2 separate regions of the Homo sapiens genome follow, and region 2 is linked to region 1. Evidence: read pairs that join two places in POLR2A ChIA-PET (ENCODE). Cell type or tissue: PC-9. All regions are shown on one strand. Each heading gives the region's core, and the rest is flanking DNA. Links, peaks and the distances in the headings are about the cores only.

Region 1 (5,134 bases), core at 125-5,124:
TCTCCCTCTCTCTCTGTTTTCTCTTTTTATCTTTGCCTGTTTCTGTCTTGATTCTTCCTCCATGTCTTTCTCCCTGTCTCTCTCCCATCTCTCTCTCTCTGTCTTTGGATGTCTGTCTCTCTCTGGCTTCCCACCACTTGGCTCTCCTCTCTGCCTCTCCGTCATCCCCCTCTCCTGTCCCATCTCTCCTGCAGCATCCGCCCCAACATCTTTGTGGGCCGAGCGGAAGGCACCACGCAGTACAGCAAATGGTACTTTGAGGTGATGGTGGACGAGGTGACTCCATTTCTGACAGCTCAGGCCACCCACTTGCGGGTGGGCTGGGCCCTCACCGAGGGCTACACCCCCTACCCTGGGGCCGGCGAGGGCTGGGGCGGCAACGGGGTCGGCGATGACCTCTATTCCTACGGCTTTGATGGACTGCATCTCTGGACAGGTACCTGACCCCTTCCAGGGGACCCTCACCCCTGACCATTGACCCCAGCATTTCTAAGTCTCTGACCATACACCTTGGGGTTCTCAGGATCCTGACTCCCTGAAAAGGTCAACTTTTGACCTTTTAGTCCTCATTTCCCAAGACCCTAACCCCAGAGCTTCTAGATTCCCGGCTCTGACTTGTATCCTCGTTACCTACAGAACTCTGATCCCAGAGTAGGTGTGACCTCTGACCCTAGATATCCCAGAAGACCACGCAGATTACTGTGATCTCTGATCTTTGACTTCTAACCCCAGGAGAATTTATTTATTTATTTATTTTGTTTGTTTGTTTGTTTGTTTGTTTATTTTGAAATGGAGTCTCACTCTGTCTCCTAGGCTGGAGTGCAGTAGCATGATCTCAGCTCACTGCAACCTCTGCCTCTCGGGTTCAAGTAATTCTCCTGCCTCAGCCTCCTGAGTAGCTGGGATTACAGGCATGCACCACCACGCCCGGCTCATTTTTGTATTTTTAGTAGAGACAGGGTTTCACCACATTGGCCAGGCTGGTCTCCTGACCTCAAGTGATCCATCCGCCTTGGCCTTCCAAAGTGCTGGGATTACAGGTGTGAGCCACTGCATCCGGCCCCCAGGAGGATTTAATCTCTGGCCCCACAGCTCAGAATCCTAACTTCAGGGGAACCCTGACCTCTGCCCTTCATTTCAGAGCTACGGGAGCATCCAAGGGAGCACTTTCCATTAGGGTTTCCAGGATGCAATCTCCACAGGAGCCTCCAATATCTGTCCCTTTTCTCTTGTTATCATTGGTTCTGTGGGACCTGTGACGTCTGACCCATCTCTGGTGACTGATGCAGGACACGTGGCACGCCCAGTGACTTCCCCAGGGCAGCACCTCCTGGCCCCTGAAGACGTGATCAGCTGCTGCCTGGACCTCAGCGTGCCGTCCATCTCCTTCCGCATCAACGGCTGCCCCGTGCAGGGTGTCTTTGAGTCCTTCAACCTGGACGGGCTCTTCTTCCCTGTTGTCAGCTTCTCGGCTGGTGTCAAGTGAGAACTTGCCCCCACCCCACGGCCAGTCCTCAGACCTAGGACTGACCTGAGACAGCTTCCCCAGTCACTCCATGGTCCCCCAGGAGGCCAGGACACTGCAGCCTACCATCAAGACTGACTGGTGTCCAGAACCCTTACTTGAAGATCCCAGGGACCTCCACGTGACTCCAGACTCTTTCCAATGACCTCAGATTCTCCCTAACCCCACGTCCTTCCAGTAACCTCTGAGATAATGGTCTCAGACTCTCCTAGTGGTCTCTCAACAACCCAAGGTTCTTCCGGTGACCTCCCAATGACCTCAGACTTTCCCAGTGACTCCAGAATCTGATGATCTCATGACTCCAGACCTTCCTTGACTCCCCAGTGGCCTCAGACTCTCCCAATGACTCCAGAATCTGATAATGATCTAATGACTCCAGACCCTCCTTAACCCCCTAATGACTTCAGACTCTTCCAATGACACCATACTCTCTCAATAATCTCTTAATAATGCCAGCATCTCCCGATGACCTTTCAATAGACCCAGACTTGCCCAGTGACCCTGCTCCCGAATAACCCCATTTATTCCAAAGACCCCCCAATGATCCAGTCCTTTCCCAATCACCCCAAGCTCTCCGAATGTCCATTCAGTGGTGTTTATGTTTATTTCATAATTGTAACAGATGCTCAGTGACTTCTCAAATGACCTTCTTATTGGTCTCCCCAACCTTCCAATGACCCCGAATGCTCTGTTGACCTGGGGTCTCCTCTGAAGGACTGTTCCATGACCTTGCAGTCATCTGAACTCTTCTAGATTAACCAGAGACCCTCCCGCTCTCAACTCCCTGGCTCTTAATTCCCTTATGATATTCCTTTGACTCTAGACTTTCTTTTATGACTTCTAAATGACCTCCAGGACACTATGACTGCCCGGTGACCTTTGGTCTCCCCAGAACTTTCCATTGATCCCAGGACTGCTTCCATGTCCCCCACTGACCACAGACTGTCCCCCATAACCTCCCCTCAATGATCCCCATTGTCCTTCCTTACCCAGGGTGCGGTTCCTCCTTGGTGGCCGCCATGGTGAATTCAAGTTCCTGCCCCCACCTGGCTATGCTCCATGCCATGAGGCTGTGCTCCCTCGAGAGCGACTCCATCTTGAACCCATCAAGGAGTATCGACGGGAGGGGCCCCGGGGGCCTCACCTGGTGGGCCCCAGTCGCTGCCTCTCACACACCGACTTCGTGCCCTGCCCTGTGGACACTGTCCAGGTACTGCCTGCCCTGCAAAGGTTTTCTGGCGAGGCAGGGTCTCTTAGGAGTCAGAGAGGGGGCAGGGTGCCATCGTTCATGCCTGTAATCCCAGCACTTTGGATGGCCAGGCGTGGTGGCTCACGCCTGTAAGCCCAGCAATTTGGGAGGCCGAGGCGGGTGGATCACCTGAGGTCAGGAGTTCAAGACCAGCCTGGCCAACACGGTGAAAGTGAAACCCTGTCTCTACTAAAAATACAAAAAGTTAGCTGGGTGTGGTGGCGGGCGCCTATAATCCCAGCTACTCGGGAGACTGAGGCAGGAGAATCGCTTGAACCCGGGAGGTGGAGGTTGCAGTGAGCTGAGGTCACGCCATTGTACTCCAGCCTAAGCAACAAGAGTGAAACTCCATGTCAAAACAAAACAAAACAAAAAACAAAAATTAGCATGGTGGCAGGTGCCTGTAATCCCAGCTACTCGGGAGGCTGAGGCAGAATTGCTTGAACCTGGGAGGCAGAGGTTGCAATGAGCCAAGATCGTGCCACTACACTCCAGCCTGGGCAACAGAGTGAGACTTCATCTCAAAACAAACAAACAAACAAAAACAACCAACATTTTGGGAAGCCGAAGTGGGGGCCTCGCGCTTGAGCCCGAAAGTTCGAGATTAGTATGGGTAACATAGTGATACCCCGTCTTTATAGAAAAAAATTTTTAATATTTACAAATTTAGACAATTTTTTAAAAGGAGTGAGAGAGGTGGGGAGCTGCCCTAGAAGCTGGGAACCTCGTTGTTTAACAGATGGAGAAACTGAGCACAGAGAGGCAAAGGATTCTGTCAGAGCAGAATCGCAGTCTCAGGGAGTCCTCACCACTGCCCCACAAAGAAAGGGTGGCTCACACCTGCGATCCTAGAACTCTGAGAGGCCGAGGCAGGATTGCTTGAGTCCACGAGTTTGAGACCAGCCTAGGCAACATAGCAAGACCCCATCTCTACTAAAAATTAAAAGTTAGCTGAGGTGATGGTCCACGACTGTAGTCCCAGCTACTTGGGAGGCTGAGATGGGAGGGTCACTTGAGCCCAGGGATTCGAGGCTGCAGTGAGCTATGATTGTGCCACTGCACTCCAGCCTGGGTGACAGAGCAAAACCCTGAAAAAAAAAAAAAAAAAAAGAAAGGGAGAGAGAGAGAGAAAGAAAGAAAAAGGCTGGGTGTGGTGGCTCATGCCTGTAATCTCAGCACTTTGGGAGGCTGAGGCGGGCAGATCACCTAAAGTCAGGAATTCAAGACCAGCCTGGCCAACATGGTGAAACCCCATCTCTACTGAAAATACAAAAATGAGCCAGGCATGGTGGCAGGCACCTGTAATCCCAGCTACTCAGGAGGCTGAGGCAGGAGAATCACTTGAACCCGGGAGGTGGAGGTTGCAGTGAGCCGAGATCGCACCACTGCACTCCAGCCTGGGCGACAGAGCAAGACTCCATCTCAAAAGAAGAAAGAAAGAAAGGACTGTTTTTGCCTTCCCTCCAAGCATGTCCCTATAGGAGGGAATATAGGTTAGGTTTAAAAGCCTGACAGCAAAGGTTTGGTTTTCAGTCACGTGATCTTGGGCATGTGACCTCCCCTCCCTGAGCCTCAGTTTGTTCCTCCGTGAGGAAAAGGGGATAACACCCTGATATCTGATAGCATTGTTCATTGTTGTGAAGGTAAGATGAATGGATATAGGCAAGATGCTTAGTCCAGTCCTGATTAAACAGTAAGCACTCAAGACAGTCACTCATTATTAGTAGCAGTGATATCATCTGCGGGGGTGACTTCATCCCCCTGTCCCCAGACCAGTGCCCTGGGCCTCACCCTGGATGCCTCTGTCCCCATCCCCCAGCCTGTCAGCCTCGTGGGCTGTCCACTCGGCCTCCCAGACATCCCCCCGACCCCGCTTTCCTCATCCCCATGTCCCGCCCAAGTCCAAACCATCATTGCCTCTTGCCTGCGGAACGCCAACACCGCTACTGTCTACTAGGCTCTTACCCTCTGCCAGGCATCGATATTAACTATGTAACATTTAGTAATTTACATTAATGATCTCACTGAGTCCTTATTAGGTATCGCTATGATCCTCATACGGAGAAGGAAGGAGACTCCTCCATTCTTTTCATTCAGCAAACATTTCCTGAGCCTCTCTTCTGGGTCTGAGTCTGGTTCTGGGCTGGATAGGGCTGGGGACTTGGTGGAGACCAGGGCAGCCCCAGGCCCTGCCCTCATGGAGCTCCCAGTCCACGGGGGAGACAGACCCGTCCCAGATAATTCCTTAATACTCTCTCTTCTTTTTTTTTTTTTTTTTTTTTTGGAGACAGAGTCTTGCTCTGTTGCCCAGGCTGAAGTGCAGTGGCACAATCTTGGCTCACTGCAACCTCTGCCTCCAG
Region 2 (5,522 bases), core at 217-5,216, 600 kb after region 1:
AGGAGCGGAAGGACTGCCTGCCTTCTGGAGGCTCGGGGGAGCCATTCATTGCCTCTCCTGGCTTCTGGAGGCTGCCAGCATTCCTTGGCTTGTGGCTGCATCACTCCAATCTCTGCCTCTGGAGTGATTTTGCCTTCTCCTCTTCTGTGTGCAACCTCCCTCTGCCTCTAATTTATAAGGACACTTGTGACAGCATATATGGCTTACCAGGTAGTCCAGGATAATCTCATCTCAAAACCATTAACTTGGCCAGGCGCGGTGGCTCATGCCTGTAATCCCAGCACTTTGGTGGGCCGAGACAGATGGATCACCTGAGGTTAGGAGTTCGAGACCAGCCTGGCCAACATGACGAATCCCTGTTTCTACTAAAAATACCAAAATTAGCCAGGTGTGGTGGTGCGTGCCTGTAATCCCAGCTACTTGGGAGGCTGAGGCAGGAGAATTGCTGGAACCTGGGAGGTGGAGGTTGCTGTGAGCTGAGATTGTGCCATTGCACTCCATCCTGGGCGACAGAGCGAGACTCCATCTCCAAAAAAAAAAAAAAAAATCATTAATTTACATCTGCAAAGACGCTTCTTTTGTATAACATAACATTTATAGGTTCCAGGGATTGGGTTGCTGTCTTAGTCTATTCAGGCTGCTAGAACAAAATACCATAAACTGGGAGGTTTAAAAAATTTATTTCTCACAGTAGTAAAGCCTGGGACATTCAAGATCAAGGTGCTGGCAGATTCGCTGTCTGATAAGGGCCCTGCTTCCTCATAGAGGAGGTCTTCTCCCTGTGTTCTTACAGAGTGGAAGAGGCAAGGGCTCTCTCTATGGCCTGTTTTATAAGGGCACTAATCCTATTCATGTGTACTTTGCCCTCTTGACCCAATCACCTCCCGCAGGTCCCACCTCCTAATACCATCACCTTGGGGGTTGGGATTTCCATATATGAATTTTGGGGGTTTTTTCTAGAGACAGGGTCTCTCTCTGTTGCCCAGGCTGGAGTCACAGATCACTGCAACCTCAACCTCCCAGGCTCAAGTAATCTTCCCACCACAGCCTCCCAAGTGTCTGGGACTTCAGGTGCATCCCACCATGCCTGGCTAATTTTTTTGTAGAGATAGGGATCTTACTATGTTAGCCAGGCTGACCTTGAATTCCTGGGCTCAGGCGATCCTCCTGCCTTGCCCTCCCAAGGTGCTGGGATTACAGGCGTGAGCCACTGCTCTTGGCCTCAGTATGTGAATTTCAGAGGGGATACAAACATTGAGACCATCGCATACCTGAATATATTTGGGGGTCGTTATTCAGCCTACTGATAATCAGGTCCTGACTGATGGTGGTTCTAGGAGAACAGAGCCTCAGGGAAGCTCATCTGCAGCTGGTTCTCTAATCTACAGGGCTTAAGAGCATCATCAACCCTGTTGCCATGGTTAAGGGGGCACTGGTAGTTCACAACATGCAGAGACAAAATGGTGACTTATACTGTGACCTGTCGTCACCTGTCATTTACAGGGTCAGGTCCATTCTGCACTGGTCTCCCTGTTGAGCAAGGACGGTGGCCATTGTCAGTCCAGGCTCCCCACTTCCTTGTTCTTTTTTTTTTTGATAGAGTCTCTCTCTGTCACCCAGGCTGGAGTGCAGTGGCACGATCTCTGCTCACTGTAACCTCCGCCTCCTGGGTTCAAGTGATTCTCCTACCTCAGCCTCCTGAGTAGTTGGGATTACAGGCGCCCGCCACCACGCCCAGCTAATTTTTGTATTTTTAGTAGAGATGGGGTTTCACCATGCTTTCCAGGCTGGTCTGGAACTCCTGACCTCAGGTGATCCGCCCACCTCGGCCTCCCAAAGTGCTGGGATAATAGGCGTGAGCCACTGTGCCTGGCTGCTTGTTCTTATCCCTTTTTTTTTTTTTTTTTTGAGACAAGGTCTCGCTCTGTCACTCAGAGTGGAGTACAGTGGCGCGATCATGGCTCACTGCAGCTTCGACCGCCTGGGCCCAAGCAATCCTTCTCCCTCAGCCTCCTGAGTAGCTGGGACCACAGGTGCACGCCACCACCCCCGGGTAGGTTTTTCCAATTTTTTTTTTTTTTTTAAGATGGAGTCTAACTCTGTTGCCCAGGCTGGAGTGCAGTGGCACAATCTTGGCTCACTGCAACCTCTGCCCCCACCAGGTTCAAGTGATTCTCCTGCCTTAGCCTCCCGAGTAGCTGGGATTACATGCACATGCCACCACGTCCAGCTAATTTTTTGTATTTTTAGTAGAGACAAGGTTTCACCACATTGGCCAGGTTGGTCTTGAACTCCTGACCTCAGGTGATCTTCCCGCCTCGGCTTCCCAAAGTGCTGAGATTACAGGCGTGAGCCACCGCACCCGGCCGACTTTTACAAAATTATTATTATTATTTTGTAGAGATGGGGTCTTTCTATTTTGCCCAGGCTGGTCTTGAACTCCTGGCCTCAAGCCATCCTCCCACCTCAGCCTCCCAGAGTGCTGGGATTACAGGCATGAGCCACCACACCCAGCCAACAAGGGGAGCCTTAAGTACAGAGCAAAGTCTCCTGGTAGCTCACCAGCCAGGTGGTGGACTGGTATTGGGGAGTCCACCCCAGTGGGGACTCACTGAAGCAGACCAGTATGTGGGAAAACCATGGACATGACCCCCAGATCTAAGAGCAGTGGACACTGGGGAAGACCCTCTACTCCCACTCAACCCTTTCTCCGGTAAGGACCCAAGAGGGCAGAGGCCTAACCCAGCCCCCGGCGTTCATCCTGATTCATCCAATGAGTCTAATCTTCTGTGGTGTGACTTGTTCAGGAATGGGCATCCAACCTAGTTCTGGCCAATGGGGTGCAAGGGGAGGAGGATGTTCTGAAAAAGTGTAGAAAAAAGAGGATCACAGATCTAAGGTTTGTAGTAAGAGTCTGTGGTTTCCAGAATGACATGGAAGAAGGAATGAGGGAGGACACCTACAAGTTAGATGATGGCTACACCCCAAGACTTCAGAGGTGTGGACTGAAAGCCACAAAAGAAGGAAGTAAATGGTCAGATAATGCATTTCCTTTAGGAATGTAAGTCATGAGGCCAGCTGACCACGGTGAAATCTTACATTGGGAAATAGTGTGGGCTGTTGACTTGACAATGGAGCCATAGGTTAGCCGCCATTTTGCAGAGCTATCTGTGAAGGTGCTGATGACACTCTTGAAAGGATCCCAGTACTGGTCGAAGGTGAAGACACAGGAATCCATCATGTGGTGAGATTCTAACTTCATCCCTAACTGGCGGTCTACATTACGTGTAGATCTGTTTACTAAGGCAGTTGATCTCTTCTTTGGCGTGTCTTTGAAAGGGGTTTTCTCATTCCTTATGTTACCAAATAAAGGAGGTGTTTTTATTGCACTCTCCAGGAAGGACAAGTGGAGGAAGAACAGCTGCAGTTTGTCTCTGTCCCTCATGCCTTCCCTGGGGGTGACGGTGGGGGAGGACCCATGGTTTAGTGGAACTTATTCTTGTGCCTATAAACCAGCTAGAGAGGAGCCGCCATTATTTATGTATTTATTTAGAGATGGAGTCTTGCTCTGTCACCCAGGCTGGAGTGCAGTGGCGAGATCTTGGCTCACTGCAACCTCTGCCTTCTGGGCTTAAGCGATTCTCCTTCTTCAGCCTCCCTCCCAAGTAGCTGGGATTACAGGCGTGCGCCAACATGACTTGCTAATTTTTTTTTTTTTTGTATTTTTATTTTTATTTTTTTTTGTTTTTTATTATTATTTTTTTTTAATTTATTTTTTTATTGATAATTCTTGGGTGTTTCTCACAGAGGGGGATTTGGCAGGGTCATGGGACAATAGTGGAGGGAAGGTCAGCAGATAAACAAGTGAACAAAGGTCTCTGGTTTTCCTAGGCAGAGGACCCTGCGGCCTTCCGCAGTGTTTGTGTCCCTGATTACTTGAGATTAGGGATTGGTGATGACTCTTAACGAGCATGCTGCCTTCAAGCATCTGTTTAACAAAGCACATCTTGCACCGCCCTTAATCCATTTAACCCTGAGTGGACACAGCACATGTTTTTGTATTTTTAGTAGAGACGTGGTTTCACCATGTTGGCCAGGCTGGTCTTGAACTCCTGGCCTCAGGTGATCGGCCCATCGTGGCCTCCCAAAGTGTTGGGATTACAGGCATGAGCCACTGCACCTGGCCAAGGAGCCTCCATTTTAGATGGTAAGTTCAATTTGGGGGTGTTGGGAAGCCCGCTGCGGCCACCCAGCTAAGCCTTTACCAACAGGCTGATATATATTTTTTTAATTTTTAATTTTTGTAGGTGTACTTATTTATGGGGTAAATGAAATGTTTTGATACAAGCATGGAATGTATAATAATCACATCCTGGAGAATGGGGCATCCATCCCCTCAAGCATTTATCCTTTGTGTTACAAACAATCCAATTATACTCTTTCAGTTATCTTTAAATAGGCGAGTTATTATTGACTATAGGCGCCCTGTTGTGTGATCAAATAGTAGGTCTTATTCATTATTTCTATTTTTTTATACCCACTAACCATCCTCTCCTCCCCCCAACCTCCACTATCCTTCCCAGCCTCTCTATGTCCATGAGTTCAATTGTTTTGATTTTTAACTCCCACAAATAAGTGAGAACATGTGATGTTTGTCTTTCTGAACCTGGTTTATTTCACTTAACATAATGGTCTCCAGTTCCATTCATGTTGTTACAAATGACTAGATCTCATTCTTTTTTATGGCTAAATAGTACTCCACTGTGCATATGTACATTTTCCTTATCCATTCATCTGCTGATGGACACTTAGGTTGCTTCCAAATTTTGGCTACTGTGAGCAGTGCTGCAATACACATGTCAGTGTAGATATTTCCTTAACAGATACACTGATTTCCATTCTATGGGGTATATACCCAGCAGTGGGATTGCTGGATCATATGGTAGCTCAAATTTTTAGGTGTTTTGTTTTTTTTTTTTTTTTTGAGACAGAGTCTAGCTCTGTCCCTCAGGCTCAAGTGCAGTGGTGTGATCTTGCTCACTGCAACCTCTGCCTCCCAGGTTCAACTGATTCTTCTGCCTCAGCCTCCTGAGTAGCTGGGATGACAGGCATGCACCATGACGCCTGGCTAATTTTTGTATTTTTAGTAGAGACGGGGTTTCACCACATTGGCCAGGCTGGTCTTGAACTCCTGACCTCAAGGGATCCACCTGCTTTGGCCTCCCAAAGTGTTGGGATTACAGGTGTGCGCCACTGCGCCCAGCCTCAATTTTTAGTTTTTTGAGGAACCTCCAAACTGTTCTCCACGGTGGTTGTACTAATTTACATTCCCACCAACAATGTACGAGGGTTCCCTTTTCTTCACATCATTGCCAGCATTTGTTATTGCCTGTCTTTTGGATATAAGGCACTTTAATTGGGGTGAGATGATATATCTCACTGTAGTTTTGATTTGCATCTCTCTAATGATCAGCGATGTTGAGCCCCTTTTCATATGCCAATAGGCGGATATTTCTAGCTGT

Evidence for each region. Peaks named below come from ENCODE experiments on the same cell type or tissue, not always from the same donor. Only the 100,000 strongest peaks of a DNase experiment are listed, where the experiment ranks them.
Region 2: POLR2A ChIA-PET joins it to region 1 with 7 read pairs; 2 of 35 experiments call an interaction of 5 or more read pairs at or near these places.

What each region holds. Positions count from the first base shown.
Region 1 is chr19:38,457,857-38,462,990 of GRCh38, forward strand. It overlaps RYR1 (ryanodine receptor 1), which reads left to right. Exons shown (of 106, transcript NM_000540.3): 18 at 195-436; 19 at 1,290-1,482; 20 at 2,519-2,735. Among named protein-coding and RNA genes, the nearest start is that of RYR1, 27 kb to the left of the region's middle. In PC-9, for the core only: no CTCF peak of the experiment used is centred there; no DNase peak of the experiment used is centred there; H3K27me3 peaks cover 2,050 bases.
Region 2 is chr19:39,054,776-39,060,297 of GRCh38, forward strand. No RefSeq gene overlaps it. Among named protein-coding and RNA genes, the nearest start is that of FBXO27, 25 kb to the left of the region's middle. RefSeq lists an enhancer at 3,730-4,231. In PC-9, for the core only: no CTCF peak of the experiment used is centred there; a DNase peak (open chromatin) is centred at 3,026.